Linked DNA regions of Homo sapiens: region 2 is linked to region 1. A link is a contact called in ENCODE Hi-C or POLR2A ChIA-PET data. All regions are on one chromosome and are shown on one strand. Each heading gives the region's core, a stretch centred on a gene start or an enhancer-like site at or near the end of the contact. The rest is flanking DNA. Distances are from core to core; before and after follow the strand shown. Region 1 overlaps OSMR (oncostatin M receptor). Region 2 has its middle 26 kb from the start of RICTOR.

What was found. A loop is a pair of places that touch in the nucleus more often than their neighbours do. ChIA-PET counts read pairs that join two places held with the same protein, here RNA polymerase II (POLR2A).
Region 2: a loop to region 1 is called in a map of PC-9, with 7 times the contacts of the local background. The contact joins two enhancer-like sites. A Hi-C loop is called at or near these places in 2 of 168 maps with a recorded cell type or tissue (HepG2 and PC-9). POLR2A ChIA-PET finds 5 or more read pairs at or near these places in 1 of 52 experiments (MCF 10A).

What each region holds. Positions count from the first base shown.
Region 1 is chr5:38,852,533-38,855,651 of GRCh38, forward strand. The region is part of intron 1 of OSMR (oncostatin M receptor); the gene reads left to right. Among named protein-coding and RNA genes, the nearest start is that of OSMR, 8.1 kb to the left of the region's middle. Within about 2 kb of position 1,704, at least 3 of the 41 ENCODE cell types and tissues checked have a DNase peak (open chromatin) inside an H3K27ac peak, as active enhancers do; they include PC-9, where a contact is called at or near this core.
Region 2 is chr5:39,098,234-39,101,665 of GRCh38, forward strand. No RefSeq gene overlaps it. Among named protein-coding and RNA genes, the nearest start is that of RICTOR, 26 kb to the left of the region's middle. Within about 2 kb of position 2,183, at least 4 of the 41 ENCODE cell types and tissues checked have a DNase peak (open chromatin) inside an H3K27ac peak, as active enhancers do; they include PC-9, where a contact is called at or near this core.

The sequences.
Region 1 (3,119 bases), core at 454-2,953:
GTCTTTAATTCTTAGTGATCTTGCCAAGTTTTTTGTAGGGAAGGGTGATATTTGTATTTCCCTCTTTTCATGAATTATGTATTCATGTTTTTCTACAGAGTTGTATGCCTGTTTTTACTTATTTCTAAGAACTCTTTGTATATGAGGGATAGCTCTTTGTGATACATATTGAAACTATTGTTTTCATTTTTTTTTTTTTTTTTTTTTTTTTTTTTTGAGACGGAGTCTCACTCTTTCGCCCAAGCTGGACTGCAGTGGCGCTATCCTGGCTCACTGCAAGCTCCGCCTCTTGGGTTCATGCCATTCTCCTGCCTCAGCCTCCCGAGTAGCTGGGATTACAGGCGCCCACCACCACGCCCGGCTAATTTTTTGTATTTTTTAGTAGAGACGGGGTTTCACCGTGTTAGCCAGGATGGTCTCGATCTCCTGACCTCGTGATCCGCCCGCCTCGGCCTCCCAAAGTGCTGGGATTACAGGCGTGAGCCACCGCGCCCGGCCCTATTGTTTTCATTTAAAGCACTAAAATGTTTCAATGTTTGTTAATCAGTATAGCTATCTTTATCATTCTTCACCCTCCCCCTACATCCTTATCTTTTTTGCTTATGAGTTTTATATCATGCCTAACAGATTATAAAACTATTTACCTATGATTTAATCTAGTACTTTTAATGGTTTTATTCCTTGCATTGATATCTTTGTTCATCTGGAATTTATTTTGCTGAAGGAAATGAGGCAATAGACTTAATGATAAAATTAACATTAACTGGGTTTGCTGTATGTAGGTTCTCATAAGCCCATTTAATCCTCATGCCAATGCTATAAGGTAGGTTATTTTATTCTTCTCCTTCTACAGAAAAGGACATTGAAACCTAGAGGGGTTAAATCACTTGTCATTGGCCATATGGTTTTTAAGTACCAAAGTAGGAATTTGACCCTAAGCATTTTATGTCAGAGTCCATGGTACTTAATTATTAATATTACAGCTTCCTTTTCCCACAAGTCTGCGTGCTATTGTTCCAGTACCATTTTGGGGAATGATTTCTGTGATCTCAAAAGTGATTTAAAATATCACCTTTAGCATATGTACATATTTTTTGGATTCAGAATACCCTTGGATTCCAGTTTTTCATTTTTTTATTTGGCTTCATTTACCTTTTAGAGACTCAGCTTTAATCCTAGCTGATGTCACAAATTGCAGAAATCTTGAACTGAATGTTGCGTTTTTAAAAAATCAGTTATTCATCAGCTAATTCAATTTTATAAATCAGGATTTACCTTATAACACTGGTGGAAACACTTAACCATTATCCAGTGGACAGGTTCAAGAGGTGGGGTGTGGGGGACGGACATGAAAGGAGAAATACTCAAAGCTTCCCATGGCTGTAGCTTCTGACTGTGGAGCCTTGAGGAGGAAGGGAATTGGAGTGAACACTTGTAAGTAATCAACCCTATGCTGTAAGGCAGAGGCCTCTTCAAAGGGGCTCTCAAATATATAACTGGCAGTACTCTTAAAAAAAAAAAAAAGATAACCGAGCCTGAGAATCATGCAGAACCCGCAAGAAGTAGCATTCAACTCTTTGTACTGCTGCACAGGACTCTTTCATAAATGCATACACCCAGGCATGAGACCTCCAAGAAAGGGCTTCTTCCTTTAAAATGGCATTTGCATAAGACATCATCAGGTCACCCAGCCAGTTTTGAAGTTTGTCAACACACCCACATTCTTGGGACGTGAATGACTCTTATCACGCTGCTTCTCATGGGCATTATTTGTGGTGAGGAAACTTCCCAGGAATATTTCAGTAATGACAGAACAAGAAGTGTGGTGAGGAAGGGCAGACTGAAATCCATTTAAAAAGTTGTGTTTTATTACGCATGTGATATTTTTCTGAGGGATTTTCATAAGCATCTTTACTGAGAATGAGATTTTGCAAAGAGACAAGATTTGATTAAGAAGTTCTACAAAATCAATGGGTAATTTTTCTTTCCTTCTTTTGCCCTGCAGAGAAGGAAAGTCAATGCAAGATTTATAAATTAGGCAATATTTGACAATAGTAAAAGTAGAAAGGCCTGAACAGATATCTATTTTCATTAAAAAAAGATTGAAAGCAAAGAAGAGAGAATGTGAGAAAATTAGTACCCATTTTTATTCATTTATCAAATACTTACTGAGTAGCAACTGTCTTCTGGGACTGACAGACAATGGGGAATAAGATCCAGGCCTGCCTGCAAGTGGCTTATAGTCTAGTTGGGAATAATGGAGACCTGAAAAAGAGAGAGAAATGAAGAACAGATTTGGGGAAAGGACCAAGTAGTGGGGATGAAGTAGGAAGTATTTTTTCCCTTTCTAAATTCTGCTGCTTCACACTTCCCTGACTTCCTTTTCTCACTGGAAGTTGGAAGTAGCAGTGCTCCTCACTGACAGTAGTCGAGAGAGAAAGCCGGCCGGGTGGATGAGAGAGCTGGCTGCCTTTCTTGTGCCAGAAGCAGAGCTGCAGAGGAGACACCACCAAGGTTGTCCCGGCCAGAGCAGCAGTGAGACTGTGTCGGGGCTGCAGGGGCTGTGCAGATTGCTCACCCCCACCACACAGCCCTCACCCTTGAGGCAAGCTAGGAAAGCCTGGCCCAATCTTGGATTTTCACTTGATCTGCAGGAGGGGCCACAGTAGAGGGTGTGGAGCAGCCCAGAGCTTCGTGCGCTGACCTCCTAGCTTTTCTGTCTGTACTTCTGGTTTGGTGATGGTCTAGTCTTATGGGTTTAAGTACTATGTGTAAGCACTGAGGATGCCTGAATGTATATGCCTAGCCAGGACCACTCCCAGACCTTCAAACTGTGTATCCGGCTAGCTGCCTGACATCTTTTCTTGGAGATGAAATAAGCATCTTGAACTTAACATGTGGCAAATTGAACTATTGATACAGACCACCAGGTGTGTTACTCCCACACTCCTCTGCTCCTCCATAAACAGTAATTCCATTCTTCGAGGGGCTCTGGTCAAAACTGTTGTAGCCATCCATGATGTGTCACTTTGTCACCACCCCTGTCCTGTCAGCTCTATCTTTTAAATCATTCTCAAATTCCACCACTGCTCACTGCTTCCACGGCTGTCACCTGCTCT
Region 2 (3,432 bases), core at 933-3,432, 250 kb after region 1:
CAATACTATTCTGGATATGTAAACTCAGATATGTTTGCTGAACAGTCAATCATACCATGTTGTCATCATTTTTCTTCAGTTATTTTAAACTGTATAGCTCATAATACCAAATTTATCTAACATTAATTAAATGTATATATATTAAATGTATATATTAGATACCAAATTTATCTAACGTTAATTAAATGTATAATTAAATATATATTAATCTAACGTTAATTAAATGTTAATTAAATGCATGTAACGTTAATTAAATGTATATAACTTCCTTTCTTAAAACTAGGCATTCGACCTCATTTAATATTATTTTTATTCTGATTGCCATCTGTATCATAACAAAAAAGAACTAACAATTTTCCTAATTTCTGCCTTCCTTGTGTCTCACTGATAATTTTCAAGCTTTTGTTTGTTGCTTATTATTATTATTTAGTGAGATAAGGGAGAAGTGTGTATCATATATAAAATGACAGCAGGATATCACAATTAAGACCTTGTGCACAGGGTGTAAGCCTTATTGGCTTTGTAATTTGGGAAAATCATATATCATCTCTAAACCTCATTTTTTTCTTTTTTTTTTTTTGAGATGGAGTCTCACACTGTTGCCCTGGCTGGAGTGCAATGGCACAATCTCGACTCACTGCAACCTCTGCCTCTGGGGCTCAAGTGATTCTCCTGCCTCAGCCTCCCGAGTAGCTGGGATTACAGGTGCCCGCCACCACGCCCGACTAATTTTTTTTTGTATTTTTAGTAGAGACGGGGTTTCACTATGTTGGCCAGACTGGTCTCGAACTCCTGACCTCGTGATTCACCTGCCTCAGCCTCCCAAAGTGCTGGGATTACAGGCATGAGCCACCACGTCCGGCCGCCTCATTTTTTAAAATGACTGAGTGGGAGGGTATAAAAGCCCAGCTCCCTTGCCTCAAGGTGACATAATTCAGTGATGCCTTTCTTGCTGTGGAATCAGGTGAGACTGGGCTTTAGCTGCCTCTACGTCTTTGTCTAACTTCTCCTGTGCTCTCCTGCTTCCTCACTCCTTACAGGTTTCTCCTGAGAGCACATCCTTAACAAATCCCTTGCACAAGAATTCCTGTCTGGAGCTCTGCTTCTAAGGAACCGGACTGTTGTGGACTGATTGCTTGTGCTCACCACACCTCCAAGTTTCATATGTTGAAACACAATCCTTAATGTGATGGTATTTGGAGGTTGGGTCTTTGAGAGGTTGGACCTTTGGGGACTTAGGGATTGTATTGGGAGGTTGAGTCTTTGATAGTGAAACCCTCATGGGTGGGATCAGTGTCTTTATAAGAAGAGGCCAGAGAGCTAGCTCACTCTCTGCTGTAGAGTGAAGACAAGAACTAGGCAGTCTGCATTCCGGAAGAGGGCCCTCCCCAGAATCTGACCATGCTGGCACCCTAATCTTGGGCTTCCCACCCTCTCCAGAACTGTACTAAACACATTTCTATTGTTTATAAGCCACCCAGTCTGTGGTACTTTGTTATAGCAGTCCAAATGGATGAAAACACCAACCTAAGATATCTTCCTAGTAAGTCTACTTCTGTAGATAGATACATTATGAATAGTGGAGATCTTTGGTTGTTGTTTCTCCTCTAGATGAATGCACAAACACCTATATGTGTTCTTTAATACCTTATGGTTTTGGTTTTTGTAGTTCTGCACATTCATTTAGATCTTGGAAGTTAAGTAGCCACTATAGCTTAGTGCACCTCTTTTAGATCCATACATATTAAAGATGAGAAGCCAAAAGAAAACTCAGGTCCCCTGAGGCATGTGGGAGGATTTCAGTGCTTTACTTAACACAGCTTCCACCATTTAGGGTGAAGCTCTGACAAACATATTGAATTTGCTTAAGTATAGTAACCTAAATTTCAATCCTAACTTAAAAAAGATTCCCTTTAGTACTGCTGCTAGAGACATGATGGAGAGCTAAGCTTTCATGTATGATTACATATGTGTTGAGATCATCAAGTTGAAAGGGAAGATGTGGTTTACATTACTAAATAATGAACTTAATATAAAGTTTTTGAAAAATATGACAATATTTCAAAGATCTATTTCCAAGAACCGAGATGAGAGGGCTTACATTGGTGGTCATTGCAGATATTTCTTCACTCTCCTTTGTTGATAACAACCTGGCCTCAGACAGCCTACATTATTATGAGAATATTATTCTCAGTTGAGCACATCCCAAACCACAGTTTGACTGTAGACTTCTGTTTAGTTTCAGGTGAGGGTATTTGCAACATTTCAGATGCTGAAGAATGTTGTGCAGCCACATTACTTTTTATGATCATATTCTTATTAGATCACTCAATGGCCTTTGGTGCTACTAAAAGCGATGGAATCTGGCTATTATAGACACTAAATACATCTTGTCCATCACTCACCTGTACATAAAGTTTCCACAATATTGGCAGGGTTGGATAGCTAGAGTGGCCTCTCCTTCATCTGATTTATTTCTTATCATAAATGGCAGAGGTTGCAGACTAACTGCGTGGGCCAAATCTGGCCTACGGAGATATTTTTTTGCTCTGAATAGTGCATTTAAAAAATTGAATTTACGATAAAAACAAGTGGAATTTTTATATATAAACTTCGATTTCAGCTTCTCTTGAAAAGGAGGAGAATCAACACTGGGCTCACAACTCATCAGAGCTGAGTCATACGTACATCAGCAGGACCTACGTGGGAACCAAATAGCAAACTCAAATTGGGAAATTTGAGGAAGGTTTCATTCAGTGATTGTTTACAAATGTGTGAACAGTATGTCAGGAAGCCACAAAGTAAAACACAGTACCCTAGGGCTGGTAAACACAGGAAGTGGTTGCAATCCTGAAGGGGCAAGTCCAGGGAGAAGCACTGGAACCTAGAGAGCCAGCACAATGTGGAAAAGCCTGTCCGACAGAGCTGTGGCCTTTGAGTGAAGGACACCGCCACCTTGTAAGGATTTCCCTGAGAGGATGCCGAACAAATAAACATCCAAACTTCACTCCCCGTCCCTCTCATTGAGTGCTATTGCTCCCCCACGGGCCCAGTGAAACTGGCAGCTGAAGTCAAGGGAACCTCTTGAGTCCAGTCCATAAAGGTTGGTCTCAAAAGGCACAGAACAGGATGGAGAAGGTTGGAGAGGGGGAATCCAGAGGACCAAACAGAAGATACCCAGCATAATTAGCAACTCATTCCCATGGACAGAGCTTATATTCTACAGTTTGCCACAGGCCCCTCCCTACCTTCTCTACTGTCTCCATACCAAATTACCATTTATCATCATGCCAATATGATGTTTCTCACAGGACAAAACTAATTTTCTACCAATATCTGTATCAAAAGTGAGCAAGGAATGATAAAGGACCAAATTATTCAAGAAGACTGAGGGAAAACAATACATCAGAGAAATATTAGTATGTGTTTAAT